Linked DNA regions of Mus musculus: region 1 is linked to region 2. A link is a loop called in an ENCODE intact Hi-C map of the cell type or tissue named here. Cell type or tissue: heart. All regions are shown on one strand. Links, peaks and the distances in the headings refer to the core of each region. The heading gives the core; the rest is flanking DNA.

Evidence for each region. Peaks named below come from ENCODE experiments on the same cell type or tissue, not always from the same donor. Only the 100,000 strongest peaks of a DNase experiment are listed, where the experiment ranks them.
Region 1: a loop joins it to region 2, with 2.8 times the contacts of the local background. A loop is called at or near these places in 10 of 42 quality-filtered maps.

What each region holds. Positions count from the first base shown.
Region 1 is chrX:36,923,580-36,935,038 of GRCm38, forward strand. It overlaps Septin6 (septin 6), which reads right to left. Exons shown (of 10, transcript NM_019942.5): 6 at 10,805-10,901; 7 at 6,520-6,688; 8 at 3,203-3,335. Among named protein-coding and RNA genes, the nearest start is that of Gm15008, 18 kb to the left of the region's middle. In heart, for the core only: a CTCF peak has its summit at 7,187; a DNase peak (open chromatin) is centred at 5,412.
Region 2 is chrX:36,983,737-36,995,195 of GRCm38, forward strand. It overlaps Septin6 (septin 6), which reads right to left and starts at 5,959. Exons shown (of 10, transcript NM_019942.5): 1 at 5,643-5,959. The coding sequence starts at 5,672. In heart, for the core only: no CTCF peak of the experiment used is centred there; a DNase peak (open chromatin) is centred at 5,885; H3K4me3 peaks cover 2,143 bases; H3K27ac peaks cover 1,360 bases.

The DNA of each region.
Region 1 (11,459 bases), core at 2,400-10,399, 60 kb before region 2:
AAGATTTATTTATTTTACTTGTATGTGTTTTTGCCTCTCTCTCTCTCTCTCTCTCTCTCTCTCTCTCTCTCTCTCTCTCTCTCTGTACCACCTGTGTGCCTTGTACCCTCAGAGGTCACAAGACGGCATCAAATCTCCTGGAACTGGAGTTAAGGATGTATTAAGTTGTGAGTCACCATACATGGAGCTGGGATCTAAACCCTGGTCATCTGCAAGAGCAACAAGTGCTCTTAACTGCTAAGCCATCTCTACAGACCTGAGACCTCAGTCTTAACCAGAGGCAAGGAAGGCCATTGTGACAAGTGGCTCAGAGAGCCTGAAGCACAGGCAGTCACACTACTAGAATGCAGAAAATAACCTTAATAAATATGCCAAGCATAATTTTTCTTTCTCCTGGGGATTCAGGAGGAAATGTTGCACTCTGTAGCATTTGCGGTGCAGACTACAGGTCAGTTGTCTAGGTGGTGTGGGCATTTGGGACTGGTGCCTAGGAAGGTATGGCAATGGATGAGTTGGCTGTCTAAACCAGCTTCTCCTAATCACTTAAGGGGAGCATCAGTTGCTTTAAACGAGCTTTACTTCATTCAACTTTTATTCATTTCTCTTTAAGATGCCCATACCACTCTTCCTAAAGGTAGTGGGTAACATTTTTTTCTTCTTAAAGTAAAACTGAAATAAAACCAATACCTTTGCCACAAGCTTTGGTGATAACCTTGGAGAGTCAAAGGAAATCAAAGGTTAACAGATTCGGGGATTAATTATATCCCCTGTTTATGTTTTTGAGGGTAGTGATGACTAATTTTGACTGTCAACTTGATGGGTGATTTATAATCACCATGGAAACTAGCCTCTGATGTGTCTATAAAGGAGTATCTAGATTGGGCTAACTGAGGTGGAAAGACCCAGTTTGAAAGTCAGTGGCACTATTCAATGAGCTGGGGTCTTGAACTGAATTAAAGGGAGAAAATGATCTGAGTATCAACAGTCTCTGCCCCGCTCTGTCCTCCCACAAAGTGACCAGCTACATTATGCTTCTGTTACCACAATGAATTGTGAGCCAAAGAGTACGTCTTTAAGTTGCTTTTCTCAGGTAGGTCTTTATCACAAGACCAAAGAAGCAACTAGGGCCCAGAAGGGAAACACTGGCTGATATTTTTAAACTGAACCTTAGGATAATTACTCTGGCATCAGGAGGTGAACTGGTATAGGAGCCTTGGAATAACTGCATATGTTTAATTCTTTCTTAAAGAACTTATTACTATTATGGGCTAGAGGGTGGCTCAATGGTTAAAAGCACTTTCTGCTTTTCTAGAAGGTTCGATTTGGATCTCCAGCACCCACTTGGCAGTTTACAATCATCTGGAACTCCAGTTCCAGAGGATCAATGCAATGCCCTCTTATGGCCTCCTTGGGCACCAGGTACACAAGTGATACAAAGACATGCAATCAGGCAAAAAAACCCACCCATGCACATAAAATAAGGTGAAAATTGATGGTGATGATGATGGTGGTGTGTCCATGTGTCATAGCATGCATATGGAAATCAGAGGAAAACTTTGGGGAGTTGGTTCTCTCTTCCCACCTTGTGCCAATATTGTCTCGGCCATACAGCATGCCCTATACTAGCTGCTTATGAACTTCCAGGTGATTCTATTGTCTTGGCCTTCTAGTTCACCATCACGGTGCTAGGATTACAGATGGGTGCCACTGGTATCCAGCTTTTATGTCAATTCCAGGAATTGAGTTCAGTTTGTCAAGATTGACTGGCATACACTTTTACCCACTGAGACATCTGGCCAGCTCACAATGCTTAGAAAGGACCATCAGATCTTGGTTTCAAAACCAGCTAGAATTGCAGTGATTTCTTTTTTTTTTTTTTCCCACTCTAAACCAAGATGAAGGTGTTAGGCGTGACAACCAATGGTAGGGCACTTATCTAGTATGTGGAATGCCTGAGTTCATTCCACCCCAGCCCCACATCAAATAAATATACATCCAAACCAAAATAAATAAATAAATAAATAATCAAGAGGACAGAGTAGGAAATCTAAGTGAACAAGAAATACTCCCACTGTCATCATCTTAGATTTCATCATTTTATCTAAGATGGTGCAGGACTACATTTTTCTACAGTTATCAGAGAAGGTAGGATGGGGCAGGCCAACCATGAAAATGATTATTTGTCTCTACAGAACTCCAAATGTCCAGGAAATGGGAAAAGAATCAACCCTTCTGTGACTGCACTGCCTCCATTGCCCAAGAGAACTTTGTGTGATACTGGAGAGGCTCCGTACCTGTGCTATAGTCAGTGCTAGGGCTGTATTGAACCACTTGCACAAGGACTGAACATTTGAAATGAGCTATGAGAGGAGCTAAGCTTTACATATTATGGTGCATTTAAAAATGGCTAAGAGTAGATTTTTTAAATGCCCCAACTCCCAGCAGTACTAGAGATTTTGAACCTAGGGCCTCAAGTATGCTATACAAGAGCTCTACCACTGGGCTACATTCTTAGCCCCCTTACAACTTTTCTTATTTGGAGACAGCATCTCACTAAGTTGCCCAGGGAAGCCTTGAACGTGGGTTCCTTCTCTGCTCTTCCATATTGAGATTATAGGCCTGGTGGGTAGACTAGGCTTAGATTGTAAATGTTTCCAACAGAACTAAAAAGATAAACATATGAAGTGACTGACTGATTTATTTGTCTGATTTAATAATTCTACACTATAAACACTTACTAAAGTTACATCATACTTCATAAATATATGCAATTATTATTGTCACTTAATAAAAAAATATTTTGGGGCACTGTAATACATGCTTGCAATCCTAAGACTCATGGGGCTCAAGCAAGAGTATCTAAAATTTGAGGCCAGCCTGGGCTACATATAGAAACCTTGCTTCAAAACCTAAATAAATAAATTAATTCAAATGGAAAGAAATGCCCAACTGCAGCTAGTGGCTACCATGTTGGATGACAATGGCTCTAAATAATGGATAGAATGAGAAAAATGCCCCATCCTTAGGAAATAAAGGTCAAGAAGACACAGATGTCATCAGATTCCCTGTCTGTCCAAACTGCACTCAAGTCCTGCCCAAAGCTTACAAGCCCCTCTCCCTTCTAGTAGTTCTGTCTGTCAAGGCTGAGGCCCCTCCTGCCATGCTCAGTCAGTCTCTCCTCCCTTGCCATAGTTACGTTTACCTCTTTTTCAGCCTCCTTGAGCTCCGCTTCTTTCTCTTTGACTCTCTGGACAAACATCTGCCTCATCTCCTCTTCTTTCTTCTGGAGCTCCCCAAGGAACTCATTTCTCTTTGCCTCATATGTCTCCTGCAAACTGTAGATAGGATCAAGTCAATTCCACTGCCTCTGGGGCAACCCCTGGTCAAGAAAATAGGCCCCTCTCTTCCCTAATTCTGACAGAGAAATGTAAAGTGAGAAGCACAAAGGGGTGGGGTGGGGCAGGGCAGGACATCTGGCTTGGTATGCAACAGCAATATTCCAGAGCTACTGGAGGAGCCATAGGACCTAACTTTTTCTGTCTCTGTCTCTGTCTCTGTCTCTGTCTCTGTCTCTGTCTCTCTCTTACAGATGAGGAAACTGTGGCTCATGGAGGAGAGTGAGTCTCTGAAGATTACACACCTAGTTAGAGGCAGAAGCTGTGTCTCCTGTCTTTTCATTTAAGGCCTCCCTCCCTCCCTCCCACTGTCTTGCCCTGCCTGGCCCTGGCTCTGAGACAGACCACACTGATTTCCCACTTCACCAAACACTTGCTGAGATTTTACCTAGCACCTAAGTGACCAGTGTGAATAGACATGATGCTAGCTGCTCACCATCTAGAGCCCAGAGCCACCATGCCTGTCCTAAAGGAACTTAGGGTGTAATGGGGGGAGGCCCAGGTTAAGACAACTGCCCGACCTGCACTTATTTTTTAAATACTAGGAGTCAGCATGGTGAAGGCCAGTGCTCCAAAGACAGAAGAAAGACACAAGTGAAGATTGGTGTTCCTGGGGATGTGGTCATACTTGAACAGGCCTGGGGACATCATGTGACCCATGGAGGAGTGAGAGGGGAGGTTCCTGAGTCTGGAAAAAGAAGACAGGCTTTGGGTGCCACATTTAAAAAGTGGACATGTATTTATCCATCAGTCAAAACATGAGAAAGTCCACTTGGCTATTTTAGGAAGGGAAAGTTCCAGCAATTCAAGTATAAAATGGAAGGCTCTTCATGTTAAAGGCTGGTAGTAAATGGAGTGATCTGGAGCAACAGTAGGGCTGAAGAATTCTCAGGACTTGGGTGGGGGAAATCAAGGCTGATTCTTGGCAGCTCTTCCTGCTCAGACTTACCTACTTTCTTAAGTGTGTCTTACTTTCTTTGCAAGCACCTTTCTTTGAATCTTAGTGCTTACGATCTACAATAAACTCTTAATATACCCCCAAAAGAATCTGATTCAAGTTTCTGCCTTGGGCCACTAGATAGATGGCAGAACAGGAATAGCAACAGGAAATGCTGGAAAAGGAGGAGGAGGAAGAAGGAGTAGATGGCAGATTGCTAGAGCTTCAGATCAGGTATCCATAGATACCTGAGTGAAATGTCCAGGGTGCAGTTGCATCAATAGGTTCAGAGCTCAGAGGTAAAATTCTAGCTTTGGATTCATCAGATAGCTTGGTGGTGATTAGGGCTGTGAGAATAAAAGAACCAGAACAAAGAGATGGGAGTGTGAAAGAGCAGAGGCTTGTGGAAGGAATCCCGAGGGAGCACCAACATTTAGAGGAGGAAGCTAAAGAAAATGAGCTTGAAAGCAAGAGCAAGGAGGAACAAGACAGAAAGGGAGAGAGACAAGGCTGGCCAGGGCAATACTGCAAGAGCTAAAGGCACAGGGTGTCTCAAGCCAAATTAATGTTTCACATTAAAATCAAAGCTAAAAATCAAGTCACAAGGGAATTGGCCACCAATCCACAAGTGCAGGCCTTGGAGAGAATTTTGTAGAGAGCTGGAGGCAGGCAGAAGGCAGATTGTAGTGGGCTGAGGAAGCGAGAGGAGGAAGATAATCAGGAGCTACAGAACTGTTTCCTTCCTGTCAGAGACAAACCTCTTGACAGGTGAGGAACTGGCCTAAAAAAGTACTCTCTTAGTGGGGAGCATTTACAAACAAGATGGACAGGAAGGGTTGGTGAAGAGGGTGAAGAGGCAGGAACAGGTATTAAGTGGGGAGGAGAGGAAAGGCCAGGACTAAGTGGCCAGGTAGAGGCACACCTCCTTCCGGATGCAGATGGAAGCTGCGGAGGTGAAGGAGAGAAACAGGAGATTCCATCAGAGACAAACTAGCTCCTTCCACTTCAGGAGCTCTGGGGCCCTGACCTGCCTGTCCACAGAGAGCTGGCAAGCTGCCATTCCCAAAGCAGCCATCCCCCAAAGGACTGCTTGTATGGTGTCCTGGGTCCCTTGGGCTATAAACAGATTCTGTGGGATCCCAGGGGCCATTTGAAGGCATTTTCCTCCCACAGATATCCCCCCCCCCACGGCTTGCTCACGGATGTCTGACATTTCCTGAAAGGAGATAGAGCCACAGTAAAGGGCAACACATGCTAATTCAAAATGCAGGGATAATGACGCATACTGTATATACAGAGCAGATGCTTTCGTTGGTCTATGGCTCCCACCTGCATAATGAAAAGCACTTTAGATTCTGATTTGAGGAAAACACCAGTGATTATTCATCGTCAGTGGTCAAAACAAAACTCACACTGAAATGCTAAGGCAGTGGGGAAGAGAGAGCATCATGCAAATCACCAATACAAGCCAAGTAACTACTTCTTGGTCTTTTTTTTTTTTTCTTATCTATTTATTTGGTGTTAGGGATAAACTCAGTTTGTGCATGCTAGGCAAACACTCAACTACCAAATCACATACCCAGCTCTCCCCTTTTTTCTTCTTCATTTTGTTTTTGTTTATTTTTAAAGGAATGCTCTTGCTATGTAGCTATGGTACAGTACTTGCTAAGTACCCCAGGCTGTCCCCAAACTCATGGCCATCTTTCTGCTTAGGCCTCCCCAGAGCTGGGATTCCAGTGCTGCGCCACTCTGCCTGACTTTTTCCTATCTGGTTTTGAGAACGGGGAAGTTGGGGAAGAACATATTGGGAAGCTGTCTTAAGCAATACGAGAGCCAGATGAAGAAAGTGGGAACAGAGGGCAGTTCCTAACTGCCACCCAGTAGAACAAAGCCCCAGCACCGAGTCCGTGTAAGCAGGGCTCACTACAGCAGCTATACATGGGAGGGAGGGGCTGAAGTAGTGAGTGATCAATCAACAGAGTGGTTCCTCCAGGCCCCCTCCTTTGTCTGTGTCTCTAAGCAAGGTGCCAGCTGTTCTGGCAGCTGTGCAGACATAGAGAGGGAACACTCAAGCAGCACCAGTGATCTAGGAGTTAGTGAACCTCCACGCCTCACTTCCCCTGCTGATTATTCAGGGCAAGGCTTCCTGAGCTAGAGCAGGCTGACCTGACCTGGCATAAGAGGTACCTGAATGGTTTGCTGTCAGGGTCGGTGTCCTTGAAGCCCATCTCCTCCAGCTTACAGCGGCGGTACAATTCATAGTGCCGGGCGTGGGTCTGCTCCCGCAGATCCTCCATGTTGACCCGAATCAGCATCTCCCGCAGCTTCACAAAGTCGCAGTGAGCCTCGTTTTCAACTGCATAGCGGGTATTGGGGCATTGGATGGATATGGAAAGGAAGGCCGGCAGAGGAAGAAATGGATGAAGTGAGAAGTAAAATGTCTAAGGGTGACAGTGCTTTGCAGCCTGTTTATACGGCGCCTACAAATTTAACCACCTAATTCTATTTCCTGTGAACATTGGGAATGAAACATTATGAAAGGGCAATAGTAAAAACTTTACTACTGTGAAACTATCTAAGAATGTGCGTTAATGCCACCAAGCAGACTTCCACAGGAATATCTGCTTTGCACTGCTTCGCAGACAGACACACATCTGTCTAACCAGGCACCCCAGTAAGTATTCCTGGAATCTCAGTTCCCAGTATTATGTGTAACCCTGAGAATTAAGAAATGAAGTCTTGGGCCTATGCTTTTAGGAAGCCACAGTTTAGTGGGAAAGCACGTGTAAACAGAACAATACAACACAAAGCCAAAGTTACAAACATGAAGGTAAGGTTGCAGTGCCATAAAAGCCCAGAAGAGGGGGACCTACAAACTCCCAGGAGACTGTAGCATCCCCATAGACACAACCTCTTGGGTGACTCTGGAAGGAAGAACAGAATTTATCAAGCAGATAATAGAACACAATCCCCACCAGGCCTCCAAAAGGCTAGGCAAGTTTATATGGAGGGCAGGTTGCAGAGTCAGGCTCCAGAAGCAGATAGTGTAGGGGAAAGACCATAGGCAGAGTCTCCAAAGAGCAAGGAAAAAGAACCAGGATAGCAATAGGTGGTGGGGACAAGGAGGGGCAGACCCCCTGGGTGGCCCATATGGGAAATAGAAGCTTTCAAAGAGGTGTTTTTGCCAAGGGTGGATAATGGCATGAGCATGGCAATCCTAAGCAGGAGAAAGTGTGTACCATTTCTTTGCCTTGAGGGCAAAGGTATTCATTTTGGATGGTGAGCAAGAAGGTGAGGGATGTGGACTAAGTCATAGCAAAGTGGATTTCTGGCTAGAGCAATGTTGTAAGTAGAGCTCTGTCAGGATGTTTCCAGGTCTTCTCCACTGTGTTGGGTGGTAGTGTTTGGCCATGTACAGGAGGAGAGTAGTGTTTGAGATGATAAACAGATAAGTTAGCCAAGATTCTGTCTCTCAGGGTCTGGAAGAGGACAGTAGGGACAGAGAGGAGGGGTTCTGGAATGACAGGGTTGAGAATAGTTGTATCATCATAGATGGTCAGATATGGTCATCAGAAGTATTTGTCCAAACTCCAGGGTGGTCCATGTACTCTTTCTGCTTAAGGCCCCTTACATGACATGAACCCTACCTGTTGCCTTAGAATACTGGTCCCTAACCTTCCTAATGCTTCTACCTTTTATCACAGTTCCTCATGTTGTGGTGACCACCAACCATAAAATTATTTGATACTTCATAACTATAATTTTGCTACTGTTATGAATTATAATGTAAATATTGGATATGCAGGATATCTGATATGTGACCTCTGTGAAAGAGCCATTTGATCCCACAAAGGGTTGTGACCCATGGGTTGAGAACTGTTGCCATAGAACATAAACTAGTATAACAAGCTGCATCAGTAAAGTAACTTCTCAGGACCAAGATATATGTAGCTGCTTCTCCAACTGTGGACTGCTATCCCTGGTCAGTAGGAATGATTCCAGACCCAGGCATGATAGTGTGTGTATACCTGTAATTTCAACACTTAGGAGGTTGGCTCAGGAGTGTCAGGAATTCAAGGCTAGCCTCAACTACACAGTCAATACAAGACCACCTTGGGCTACATGAAACCCTGTTTAAAAAGTGAGGGAGTGGTGAAAGAAGGAATAATTCTAAGTTTTCTTTAAGGTTTCCAAGCAGTATTCAATTGCTTCTTCACTCAAAAAGAATAGTCAACTCAGGAGTAAAAAACAAAACAAAACAACCCCTGAAACCACTACCACCCCCCAAAAAAAGTTTGGGATAAGAGCAGGGCAGTCTAAGTTGGGCATGGAAGTCACTGGACTAAGTCATAGCAAAGTGGATTTCTGGCTAGAGCAATGTTGTAAGTAGAGCTCTGTCAGGATGTTTCCAGGTCTTCTCCACTGTGTTGGGTGGTAGTGTCTGCTGGTTTGTCTCCTCCCACCTCAGGTTCCTGTCTGTCAGGCCTCAGACTCCAAAGAGGGTGACTCTTGGTCTAGAAGCCACTTGCCAAGATTCCTACTGTAACACCCCCCCCAGCTCCAAATGGCAGGGAAGCACAAAATTTAGTGCAGCTCTGACCATCTTCTCTTACCTATGGGACATCCAGACAGGAGATGGAGCTCAAAGACAGAGCACTCATCTAGCATGCATGAGGCTCTCAGTCAGTTCCATCCTCAGCACCACAAAAGGAAGAGGAATGAAATCCGGCTACTGTCAGTGGGTCTTTGCTGTGCCTTGAATCATTCTGGCCTTTGTGAGCGAGATGCACAACTCACTACCAACCTTTGCTTTTTTGAAGCACTGTCCAATGCTGCCTTTGAACTCACGACCCTCTCATCCCAGTTGCCCCCCTCCATCCCTCCCACTGCTGGACTTACAGATGTATGCTACTCTTCTTGGGTGCCCACTCTCTATTATTTGTCCAAGGGTTGGGATGAATTTACAGAGAAACTGCCAGCTATGGCACAGTTTACAGCTATAGACTCAGATCCTTAAACTTCTGCCCACTGCAGTGTCCTAGAGCTTGTATGATCTACTAAACTGCATAGCATAGCATAGCATAGCATAGCATAGCATAGCACAGCATAGCATAGCATAATATGTCTGAGGCACACTACCAAAAAACCTGTGATGAATGGATGTAAATATATATCTGATTCTTTAAAATTATGAAATAATCATATATGTATGTATATATATATATATATATATATATATATATATATATATATGTCCATGAAATAGGTATGTGCAATTTAAAGCAGTTTTAAATTTAAAAATTTTTTAAATATCTCCACAACTGAAAGTACTGTTACCAGTACCTTGGAAGGCCCTGCTGGCCTCTTTTTGATATCATGTCCCTCTCTCTATTCCCTGCCTCCTCTGGCAATGAAACGTTAACGCTATCCTGCCTGTGGGTTTATCATTCATTTGTATATTTTTAAATTTTAATTTATTTTAAGTGTGACAGGGTGTGGGTGTGTATGTGTGAACTTATGTGAAGGTTGGAGGACAACCTTCAGATGTCAGCTCTTTCCTTCCACTGTGTGGCCTCTGGGGATCAAACTCAGGCCAGCAGGCTTGAAGGAAAATGCCTTTACCCCTCCCCCACAAGCCATCACGCTAGTCCTGTTTTTAGAGAATTATTTTAATTTATATTTTTTGCAGTGTGTGTGTTTACATGAGATGCCTGCAGAAGTCAGAAGAAAGTTCTGATTCCATGGAGCTGGAGATAAAAGCAGAAGTGACCCTTGTGACTCGGGTGCTTAGAATGGAGTTCAGGTCCTCGGCAAGAATAACAGGTGCTTTTTACCTCTGAGCCATTGTTCCAGCTCTTGGTGTGTGTGTGTGTTTTAAAACTGTTTTATCATTCATTACTTGTGCATGAATTCACAAAAACATATTATCATGTTATTTTAGCTTGCTTCTGGAATTCATATCATACGCAGGCTTGTGTGATTTTATTTAGCTCAGCGTTGTGTTTCTGAGATCCAGTCATGCAGACGTAGCTATCACTCATTCAATTTCACCTCTGTCTAAGATCCCATGATATAACTGTTTCACAAATTATCCAGTCTATTTTTATGGACACCTCATTGTTTGTAATAATTTATCATTATTCTCTGTTGTGAACATTCTTGTGCCTCTCTTAGGGACACACTCACTTGTATAGTCCTTTCTATGCTGTGCCAAGTCCATTTGTCTTTTGTTGTATTTGGAGGTAGTTACAAGGGAGTATTTTCTTCATTAGAGACAAAGGGAGTCTGCTCACATCCTAGAATCCAGGCACAGGGCCAGAGCTTGCTGCTCGTGACCCCCTATGGCTGTTTGAGACCTAAACTGAGTAGCAGAGGCAGGAGACAAACTAGGAACTTGTCATATCATGGCAGGGGGGCATCAAAAACACAGAGGAGGGGCTCTCTGAGCACAGCCCATCCACAGGAGACTCACCCTGCACAGTCCCCCAAGGATACTGCCGAGCCCGCATCATCTTGTTGCCTATCTTCACTTCTTCTGTGCTGCCAACAACAGCAAACGGCAGGTGGGCCTGGAACAGAGGCAAACAAGCACTCAGAACTCCAGAAGAAAGGCATCAAGCACCCCATGATGCAACTGCTGCTCATCTCCAGGCCTTTGGGTGCTCCCTCTACAACATCACTCATTGCATCAGCACTGGGAGGCATTCAGTAAGCTCCAGAGCTCCACAGCTATGTAGGGATAAGAGGCCCCCTTCTCTCCTCCCTGCTCTGGAATTTAAGATAACAGATAACAATGGCATGGTCTAACACATAGGGAACAGAGCAAGAGCAGGAGCAGGAGCAGGAGCAGGAGCAGGAGGAGCAGGAGCAGGAGCAGGAGCAGGAGCAGGAGGAGCAGGAGCAGGAGCAGGAGGAGCAGGAGCAGGAGCAGGAGGAGGAGCAGGAGCAGGAGGAGCAGGAGGAGGAGCAGGAGCAGGAGCAGGAGGAGGAGCAGGAGCAGGAGCAGGAGGAGGAGCAGGAGCAGGGAGGAGCAGGAGCAGCAGGAGGAGGAGGAGCAGGAGCAGGAGGAGCAGGAGGAGGAGCAGGAGGAGGAGCAGGAGGAGCAGGAGGAGCAGGAGCAGGAGCAG
Region 2 (11,459 bases), core at 1,990-9,989:
CCTCTGCCTCCATCTGGTCTCGTTTAACGGGGATCTCAAAAAAAAAAAAAAACCCAGTTCTTGCCTCTGCGCCAGTGTTCAGAGCTGGGGGCCTCTGTGGTGAAGGAAACCAAACACCACCTCGCACCTCATCATGACTGTGAGAGCGGAGCTCTGCTCCTGTTACCCCAGGGCCCGCTTTAGCAGGGGGAACCGGAACCCAGAGGTTTGTCCCTGAGAAGGCCTGGAAATCTTTCCCTGGTCACAGGAATGACCCAACTCCAGAGCCAGCTGAGAGCCTGCTGCATAATTCAGCAGATGGCTGTCTCTAGTGGGAAGACAGTGGAGAAGAGGATAACGTTGTTTCTCACCCTCCGGAGCATGTGGCCTCCTTCCTCTGTGCAGGCAGCTGAGAAGCCCACGGTTTCAAATCCCCACAGCAGAAGCCGCCTCCTGCCAAACTGAGGAGGAAGGGTCTGTGTTTCTAATTTATTCTGTACCCCCTCCAGTTGTTACTTAAAATAATCCATCATTACATGGCTGGTGGCTCCAAGATTTTTATTTAAAGCAATATGGAGAGAGAAAAAGAAAAAAACCCACACAACCCGTGACTGTGCTATCTTGGATTTGAGCTGAAAAGCTTTTTTACCATCAGAGAGTCTCCATAGCTAACCAAGCTTGCTTTTCTCTGACCACTTTGGGGGGTGTTGGCAGATGCAAGGAAAAGAGGGGGAAATGGGGACATGGCAGAATTTTAATTTCTTAGAAACACCTTGGAAAGACTAGTGCTTTTAAACAGGGAATCTGTGTGCTCTGGTAGGTGTCTCCTTGTTTCATCCACTGACCAGCAATAAGGCTTTGGACTTAAGCCTCCTGCTTGCTGCAGGCATAAAATAAAGAGGCCAGGAATACCTGTCCAGGAAGTTGTTGGGGAAAATGAAGTCATACAGACGGAAGCATTTCAAGAAAGCTGAGCATCTTACATCTATGCATGCTATCCTTTTTCCTTCCCCATCCCCTTTTCTTCTCTCCAAGTGTCTTGAATATACTTTCAACACATCTGTGAATAAAGGTTTTCTCGCTTGTTCATGCTAATATGAAGCCATGGCACTGACAATCCAAAAGTCCCAGCAAGCCTGGAAGTCAGAACTATTGAATTTTGTATTAGTGCTTGTATTTTCCTCTAGCAGACTAACTTTGCAAATTAGTTTTGCTCAAGTTAAAGCAATGGTGCTCTTCCCTTACAGAAACAAGGTGTGGGGGGAGGGGACATACTGGTAACACAACCAGCAATTAATAGAAATTTTATATCAGACACTCCACAAAGTAAATGCTATGCATATGATTGCAGATCAAATTTTCGTTTTATTACACAGGCCTATTAGTGTAGTGTCATGAAGTTTTGTAAATAAATACACCACTACCACTCACAGTTCTTGGAGTTAAAATGTCAAGAGGAAACAGGGCTCGTTCCTGCCTCATTTGGCAGTTCTGCAAGGGGGCAGAGTTCCTTCTTGCCTTGGCCACCACTACACTTCCAGCACTTGGCATGGGATCTGCCAGAGTCTGTGCCCGATAAATAAATGGTGGAGAATGAATGAAAACAGCAGTGGATGAATTGACAAATGAACTGTTCCCAAGCAAGTGGCAGAAGTGTGATCTCACCCATCTTCACAGCTACCCTTTTCCTATCCAGAAGCCCTCAGGAGGCCTCTCCTATCATTTACAGCCTTCATCCATGGCTGAATTAGGTTCCCTGTAATGACTTCTCATGGCAGGCAGTAGCCCTTCTCTTTAGCACTTAGGATAATGATAACTAAATATGGATTTGTAAACACTTTGTTATTGTGCAAATGTGTGTGTGTACACACAGGCCCACAGGGGGGCGATTTGCATTCTATGGTATTTGTGCAGAGGTCAGAGGGTCGTTGATTCTGCATATTCTAGGGATCAAACTCAAATTTCAGACTTTCATGATAAGTGTTTTTTAACCACTGAGCCCTCTTATCAGCCCTACATAAAGATTTGTGTCTGCCTCCACCAACAATAAACTGGAAACTCCTTTGAAGAAAGAAGTCATACACAGAGGGTTAGTGCTGTAGTATTCCTCCAATCTCTCTCTCTCTCTCTCTCTCTCTCTCTCTCTCTCTTCTTCCCTCCTTCCCTCCCTTCAGAGTTTCTCTGTGTAGCCGTTGCTGTACTAAAACTTGCTTTGTAGAGCAGGCTGGCCTCAAATTCACAGAGATCTCTAAGGTGTGCACCACCACATCTGGCTCCTCTAACCTTTTTGGCAACCCTTAAAGGCACAGCAAAGTTGGGAAACTATGTTTGCCCATATTCCCTTGACTTGGATTCAACACCTTTTCACTATTTGGGGCCATGTAAACTTTCTTCAGCACTGTGTCCTTGGGTAGATCTATGGGGTTTAGTTTTTCCTTTTCCTTCTTTTTTTTTGGGGGTGGGATACAATTATTACTTTTAGTGATAAAGAATTAAGGAGGAGCTTCAAGAGGGAAACCATGAGTTAACTGCTGTCCAGAGCACCTGAGGCAGGGGTTCTAGGGGAACCATAGCTGACAGGTAAAAGTCTGTCTCAACTCAAACAAACAAACAGATGTATTAGATAATTATCACTAATTGTAAGACCAGAATGCAGAAGCAGTCTTCTTCTCAATGGCAGGTGGCAACTGGAGGCCAGCTGCTCCAGGACAACCCTGGCTTATGGCAACTCTTGCTGTCCTTGCAAGATGGCTCATTAGGGGCAGTGGCCTGATTGTAACTGGTAAAAGCAACACTGTTCTCATTGTGGGTACGATCTGTTCAAGCCTAGTGATTTCCAAAGCACAGTACTTACAGTCTGAACTAAAACTGCAACATTGAGCCAAGAGATAGAGCTTTTAGTTGACTGTACTGTGCCCTCCTAGGTCACCCTGAACGAGTCAGGCACGTAACCTCTCAAAATACAGAACAATGACAGTTCAAGTCACCTCATAGGTGGGACACACCCCAGGGAACTTTTTATTAGTTCTTTAATTACCTCAGTATCCACAATGTGTGTCTCCAACTAGGCTAGAACCTTGAAAGCCATGTATGCTACTTTTTTTTTGGTATGGTTGACAAGGGCTGGTTGTATAGTACTATTCACATCAGTCAAACAAGTACACTTTGCATAGGGCTCTCATGCAGAATCATTTCTGGAGTTCATTCAGATGAGATGCAACTGAATTACAAATTTCCAAAGGGCCAAATGTAGGCCCTGCCCAACAACTGCCGTGCCAGGTTTACCACTAACAATGTTTGATGGCAGTGACCCTCCAGGGAATCCGTGAAGACGCTGAAACACACATACCAAGACAGTCTCTCACCATGCCTCAGAATTTACTAAGAAGAACTTCTAAATTTGCCACACATAGCCTGGCTCGCTGGTCTTCTCTTCCCAAGCCCTAGACACATGCTCCTTTGAAGAAACCAGAAGCAACGAGCCACCCAAAGACTCTTGAGTTAATTCCAGCTTCCCCTGGTGAATTACAACTTTTTGCAGACACAAAGGAAAGCAGAGAGACAAATGACACATAAATAAGAGCTTCGCTGGCTTGAGGGAGGGAAGCATGGAGAGTGACGTCAGTTTTCCCAGAGACCCACTTATCATGATAACAAAGTCTCAAATGCTCGGTCTGCTCCAGAATTTGCCATACAATTATGTTTTTCAGTTTACAATGTGGTAAGGCCAGCCAGAGCAAAGTGGAGCCACCCCAAAGCAAAATCAAGGGACACCCCCAAACCACCCCCTTGCTGCCCTCCCCATCTGCAGAACAAAGGTGATCTCTGGATTGTTGGAGTTGTGCCTAAGGTGAAGCAACCTTCTGGAATCTTCTCCCTCACCATCATCAGCCTTGCAATCCTAATCCAGGCAAGGGAGACTGGTGAGGTGAGGGCAGGTCAATGCAAATTCATTAAAGCAAGAAAAAAAATCATTATAGTGTTGTGGGTTTTTTGTTTTTGTCACTAAGGATAGAGCAAGTATAAGCCAGGAGATGGATTCATCTTCTTAAAACTATAGCATCTTTAGAATGCAGATAAGAAAGTCACCCTGGTTGTCCTCAAAACACTAGAAGCAACAAATATCACAGCATCAATCTTGAGAAATCTCTCAAATTCCATCATTGTCAAGCAGCGTCTCACAACTGCCTCTACCTTCTACACCATGGCTGCATAAGGCTGGGCTGTACACGGGGTGGATTAGGTTTCGAATAAACCACCCCGTCCTTCCAAAGCCAGACAGGAAATGGAATAAACTTCTTTATCTGTAGAGAAAATGCTATCAGATTGGAGACTCAGATTTAGACAACAAATCAATTGCAATTACACCAACTCCCCAGAGGCTGCTCCCCACCCCCTCCTTTTGCACAGGAGTCTCATTGCACAGGCTGTTCATAAATGGGAGGTTACAGGGTTATCATTTTTCATCCAGCAGTATTTGGGGTAGTGGGCTATGCCTGGCTGCCTTCTACCTCATTCTGCTTCAGCTTATTGTGCTGATGCGCTGGTGGAATTGTCACCACTTTTCATCTTTGTAAGCAAACTTCAGACCTAAAACAAACAAACATGGAACCTCGGGTTCCTGGGTATGATTTCTCTGCACATCCCAGGCTGGAAAACTTTAGTTTTTTAAGATGATTTTTTTTTTCCTCCAGAGTTGATCGCTACCGAAAGAGAGAACACTGCTTCTGCAAGTCTCACACTGTTCTCGTTGGTCTCTACAGAAAGATGTTAGCGCCACAGGTTTTAGCATATAAACCCATGTACACTGAACCCAAGACCGACGCTCAGGGAACCGTCCAGGAACGTGCCAAAATACCCAACCAGCCACCTACAGGCTGGGATAAACTGCATCCCTCCCTCCCTTCCACAGATACACAAATGGGACCCCGTGGGACACAGCACAAGTGGACACAGCATTGGAACACAGGGACACACACCGTAGAGGTGAGCACACAGAAACAGGCCAACTCATTTAGGGTCACATAACCCTGCCACGGGGAAGGCAGGAGGGCGCGCATGCACATATATGCGCACACGCTGATACCCATACAGACGCAGTCACGTATATAATGCATATGGAGAAACCCTACTCCAGCTAGTCACCTCCCCGCCCCCCTCACCACACTCTGCCTTAGGTCCCGGGCTACCCCCCAGCTCCGCGCCCCTCTATCTGAGCAAGCTGGAGTCCCAGCAGGCAGCTGTGGCAGGGGCGCTCCCAAGCTAAGAGGACAGGGGCCCCGGAGGGCTCCAGACCCATGCTGCCATTCATTCGGCAACGCCCCAGCGGCGGGGCCGCAGCTGCAGCAAGGGAGGCGGAGGCGCTCACTGCAGCTCTCTCCGGCGATGCAAGTTCAGCTGCCCGCCAGTATGCTTCTCCAACCCTCCCGCCCCCCCACCCTCCCGCCAACACAGGTCTCCAGGACATGCTGCGGGGAGAGTAGACTGAGCCGCTGACCCCAGGAGCAAAAAGTCCCGCCTTGCCTCTTTGCTCCTGGATGCTACCCCATTGCCCTCCTCGTGGTAGTGGTGGTAGTCGAGCCGCAACCAAGTCTGCTCGGCCGTCCCCAGCCCCACACCCTCAACCCCTAGCCCGGGGACTGGTATCCAAGCCCTACACTCACCACCTGGCGAGCTATATCGGCCGCTGCCATCGCTCCTTGGTCCGCCAGGGCTGCTTCGGGTGCCTCCGCAACGGGAGCTGCTGCACAGGAAACAGAAGAGCTCCTCCGACAAAGAGAAAGTGTTACACTTCGGGCGCGACCAAGTCTGGTGGAGGGAGGTGCCAGGGAGGGGCCCCCTCACCGCTGCTCCAACCCCAACCTCTCCTCTATCACCCACCCCCTCAGAGTAGGTGTGGGGAGGGGACGGATTGGCCGCGCTGCCTTCCCCTAGGGCGAGCCCAGTTCCAGTTCTCTCTGCAACCCGAGTCTCGGCCTCTGTGAAGGGGGCGGGGGCTCCCCTCGGTGACCACGTCCTCCGCCCCCCCCCCTCCCTGCCGCTACTGGGCTCCGTGGTACGTCCCGACCTCTGCTGAATTGTCACACACACACACACACACACACACACACACACACACACACACACCCTGTTTTCCTTTACATCCCTGAGCCCCCAGACCTGAGGCTGGAAGGGTGTCCTGGCTCCTCCCCCTCCTACTCTTTGCTCCTAGGCTGAGATCTGCAGTCCGCTTTCTTTTCCCAGCCCCCATAACCTCTTGTGCTCCCAACTGAGAACCCTGGGTGCCTGGGTGGGAGCATTGGTCTCTGGAGTGTCAGTGCTTTCCCGTAGTCTACCCTAACTAATCCTGTTATCTCCTTGGGTTGGGGAGGGGCGGTGGCAGGACAGGGGTTGCAGCACCTGCAGCGCCACCACATTACAGCTTAGAAATGGAGCATTAACTGGGGAGCTGCAGTGCAGCCCCACAACTGAGCTGGGACTTGTGGAGGACATCGCTCCTGTCCTGAGGTGCAGTAGGAGCCCAGCTCTCCACTACTGTACCAAATAGAAACTGACGTCACTGGTCCCACTCTGGTCCCTCCTCTCAGTATGAACAGGGCGAACAGGGATGCAGAACATCCCACCTTTTAGGTTAGAAGCCAGAAGGGAGTCTAAGAATGGGAACTGAAGGTCTCTAGCTCTGTTGAGGCAGATGCAGATACAGGAGGGGTAATCATTCTGTCCAGTTCCAATCGTTCCTCAATACTTATTCATCCCAGGACCATATGGCTGACCTGGGACAGCTCATAACATCCAAAGGCTAGAAAGATGCCTGCCTGCTCTCCTTTTCCTCCCAGACAACTGCCATTGGTGGCCCTCTTCCTGGCATGCTTCCCACCTCCCTAGCCTTGGAGTCCACCCCTCTCCTCTTCTCTCTCTCTCTGTCTTGGGATTGGCTTTTTTGTTGGCTCCGTATGATTGATGAACTTGGTGAGATATGGTTTCTCAAAGGCCCAGGAGGCCCCCACTTCAGAACGATAGGATCTTAGGTCTCTCTCCTGAGGAGGGGACAGCAGAAAACAAGAAAGAACCAGGGAGAGGGATCTCACACAAAGACCAGGCCTAGAAAGTATAGGGAGAGCAGAAGCAGGGAACCAAAGTGTCTACAATAGAACTGCCCTGGTCCTGCACTGCACCCAGCAGTGAATGCTTCTCGTGTTCTCTCGGGGACTCTTCAAGTAACCTCTACATCCTGAGCACAAGGACTCTCTGAAACGTGTCCCCAGTGCTGAAAGCAGGATCCCATTAAGTGATCCCTGTTTCATCAATGTTCTAGATACTCAAGAGAGTGGGCTAAAAGAGAAGAGCCTGGAACAGTCAGAGGCCACAGGGTGGGTGACGGTATCAAGGAAGAGAAGCAGCTGTAATTTCTGAGACCCCCAGGACCACTTGGGGGAAGGCCTAGGCCCTGGACTGATGTAGTACAAACATATAAAGCCAAGACTAAAATTGAGGAACTGCTTTAAGGTTTGGGCCTCAACCGGATGGGGGTGGGGAAGCAGAGGCGCTGGCTGCTTCCAGGCTAGGCCTCCAGTAGGTAGCCTTTGAGTCTTCCCCTGACAAAGGCTGGCACATAGTAGATGACAAAGGGCCTGGGCCGAGCTCTGTTACTGGCATGGGATTTGGTTGAAAACAGACTTAAGAGCTGCTACAAGGAGGGTTGTGCTGGATGGAGGTTGTGGGGACCCTGTGAAGAGTCATGCCTGCCTCTAGCCCCTACATACACATCCCACATAAGACATCAGAGCACTGGGGACACTTCAGCACAGATACCTTGGTGCCCTACGGAAGTAGCACACTCAGCTGCCTGTCCCTAGAGGGGATGAGAACCTGAACAAGATCTTTGTACAATGCACGACCTCCCAGCCTGAGATAGAGTATGTAATTCAAATCCCCTGCAATGCCCTTGTTGCTTCCTTACCTGCTGTCTGCCATTACAAAGACCGTTCAGTTCTACAGGAGTTTTGGAACTGGTTTGAGTCCGTGCTTCTCAATCTTTTCAGTCTGGCTTATCTTCTCAGGCACAGGGGAGGCAGGAAGACTGAGAAGAGAGAAGAGATATCATAAATGGTCAATTGGTAAGTTTTGTTTCTTCTCTCCTCCTTTTGTGATAGGGAAAAAAAACTTTGGGAAATTAAACACAAAAACAAGAGCAGAGGTTAGGGGGAGAGGCTGGGCAGTTAATTGAGTTGGTAGAGCACCTGCCTAGCATACAGGAAAGCCTGGATCTGATTTCCAGCACCACATAAATCAGGTGTAGTATCTCTACTTACTCATGCTCTCAGTACTTCAGAAGGGGAAAGCAGGAGAACTGCATATTCAAGGTTATTCCAGCTACAAGTCAAGTTCAAGGCAAGCTGGGCTGAGTGAGATTCTGTCTCCGTTATTTTTTTAAAGAAGGAATAGGGGAGGCTTTTTGTGAGGAGGCTTCTGGTAAAGATGAATTTTTGGACTCATGGGCACTGTAAATCCTGACACTTGGAAGGTGAGGCAGGAGGATTAGGAGTTCAAGGTCACGGTCAACTACATAGTGAATTCAAGGTCAGCCTTGGTTACAGGACACCCTATCTTTTTTTTTTCAGCACTCACTTTCTGTGAAAGCACAATTAGTAGTGTTCCTGAAAGGACACCCTATCTTAAATCGTAATAAAAGCATACCTAAGAACATGAGGTACCACAGAGATGGCTCAGCAGATAAAGGAACAGCTTCTTGAACCCTGAGTTCAATTCTGGGATCTACATAGTAGAAGGCGAGAACCAAGTCTTACATTTGGTCTTCTGATCACCACAAGCACACCATGGAATATACACACTACACATTACACACACACACACACACACACACACACACACACACACACGCACACACCCCTTTTAAAGAAGGATATAAATAAGGAAGTCAGCTGGATGGGTGAACAAGTCGAGGCACTAATAACCTTAATTAATTCTATGAGGTCATATGAGAGAACTGACTCCTGAGAGTTGTCCTCTAATCTCCACATGTGTGCCATGGCACAAGTGCACCTTCACACACATGCATGCAGGCATGCACTAATAAATACAATTTGGGAGAATAAAAAGGAAGTAAGGGAGGAAAGAAAGGATGAAGGCGGGAAGGAGTCCGCGTTGTGGATATAGTTCAGTGTCAGCATGCACGAGGCCCTGGGTTTGATTTTTCAGTACAGCAAAGAAAAATAAACAAATAAAAAAGAGAGGAAGAGAAGGTTTAAGAAATTCCAGATCTTAAACAGAAGGGGTGGGACCAGGAGCCAAATAGCTTTAGAGACAGCAAGATAAGATGGGACCATGTCTGGAAGAGCTGTGTTAATGGTAGCAAATTGCTTGGGCTTTTTGCTCCAGAATGGAGGTGCTCAGGCTGTGCTGTCTAAGGAGAACGCCCATCCAGTGTCTCAATGTGTGTCTGCCACAAATGAGATGCTCCTAGAGAAATGAAAAAAGAAGGTGAATGGGTAGAATTTTCTCTATTTTAATTTTTTTAAATGTAAATCTTCCCTAAATATTTGAGAGACGCTCCCACTTACCAGCTAGCAAGCACAAGATGAACGAATGAGTAGTAACTGAATAATAGACAGGCCATCCCAGTGCTGAACATGCTTAATTCAACAGTTTAGTTTTTTCATGGACATCTGTGCTTGTGGCTACGATTTTTATATTGCACACACATAATGTAGACATATTTTTTGTTCATAGAAGTGTTTTATAGAAAAAAATCATTTTATTTCACATGGTATAATTTAATATATCAATTATTTTATGGCATTCTAGAAAGGACACCATGATACCCAGATGCTGTGCTACCTGAACCTGGTAGAGAAATGGTCCTTCGATGGGAGGAGCTGTTGACTTTGGAATGAGGAAGTGACGGGAGCCCATTTGCAATTTGAAAAGGTCACTCTGCCTTCAGCTAGGAAAAAGGAATTTGGAGCAGAGAATGATTGAAGCAGTTAGTACTCCCAAGTACACTGACAGGTCTCAGGATGCTATTTGCTGTGGTCGGCCCATTCAAAAACTTATGTTAAAATGTAGTCCCCTTTGTGAGATATTGAGAAGGTGTACATGTAATCCCAGCATGCGTTTAGAGGTGAGGCCTCGAGGAAGTGATTAGGATTAGATGACATCATCAATGTGAAGCCCTGTGATCGTGAACTATTTTTTAGAATGTAATATAATTATAACATTGAATTTTTAAAATATTTATTTTTATGTATCTGTATGCATGTATCTGTGTGAGTGTATTCCATATTGTGCAGAGATCCTCAGAGGCCAGGAGAGTGTTGGATCCCCTGGAATTAGAGTTACAGATTGTTAAAGTTCAACATGAGAAGAAAACTCAGGCCCCCTGAAAGAGCAACAAATACTCCTTACAGATAAGCCATCTCTCCATTCTGATCATGAAGTTCTGACCTTCCTGTCACTACCTGAGTGCTGGGATTATGGGCAAGAGCCAGCATGCCTAGTCTATCCATGTGTCTTAGTGGGTGATACTTAATGTGCATTAGAAGAGGAAGTGGGGATATGGAAAGGCCAATAAACTGGGTACTAAGTTACAGTTAGAAAAAGCAGGATGCTCGAAAGCTAGGCATGGGGTGCATACCTGTAATCCCAGTACTAGGGAATAAAGGCAGAAAAATCATCAAGGTCACCCTCAACTACAAGGCAAGTTGGAGGTCAACCTTGGCTACATGAGACCTTGTCTAAAAAGAAAACAACAAAAAGTTCAAAATTCTAAAAAGGAAAAAAAAAAAACTCTAGCGCTAGGAATGCATTTCAGTAATAGAGCTTTTCTTTAACATGCATTGGGCTCTGGATTAAATCCACAGCAGTGCCCCCCAAAAGTTTTGGTGTGTTATTATGCAATGGTGTTACTATATATAATAATAATGAACTGTACATTTCAAAAAGATGAAATGATTTTGGATGTTCTCACCATAATAGAATGATAAACATTTGATATTTATCATTCAAAATGTGTGTGTGTTTACCTGAACTTAAACAACGTATACATGTATGAAAACATCATGATACCCATTACTATAGCTAGATCTTAACTACCCCCAAAAGGCCAATATGTTAAAGGCTCCACACATGCACTGTGGCATGCTCATGTCCCCTCCTCCCCCCAGAATAAGTAAATACATATTTAGCAAAAGTAAATAAATGAATGAATGAGCAAAAAAAGGGGGTGGATGTTTTGGGTACCTTGAGAGTAGAGGGAGTGGGAGAGAAAGAGGTTAAAGACTGATGGAACTTAGCCTGGTAGTTTAGTATATGAGTCTCCATGGTTGAAATGATGTTTGAATTGAGATCTGAAAATTACATAGGAGTCTGCAAGAAGAGCAGCAAGAACATTCTAGGTAAAGCAGGAACTCCCTATGTAGCTGAGGATAACCTTGCACTTTTAGTTTTCCTGCCTCTACCTC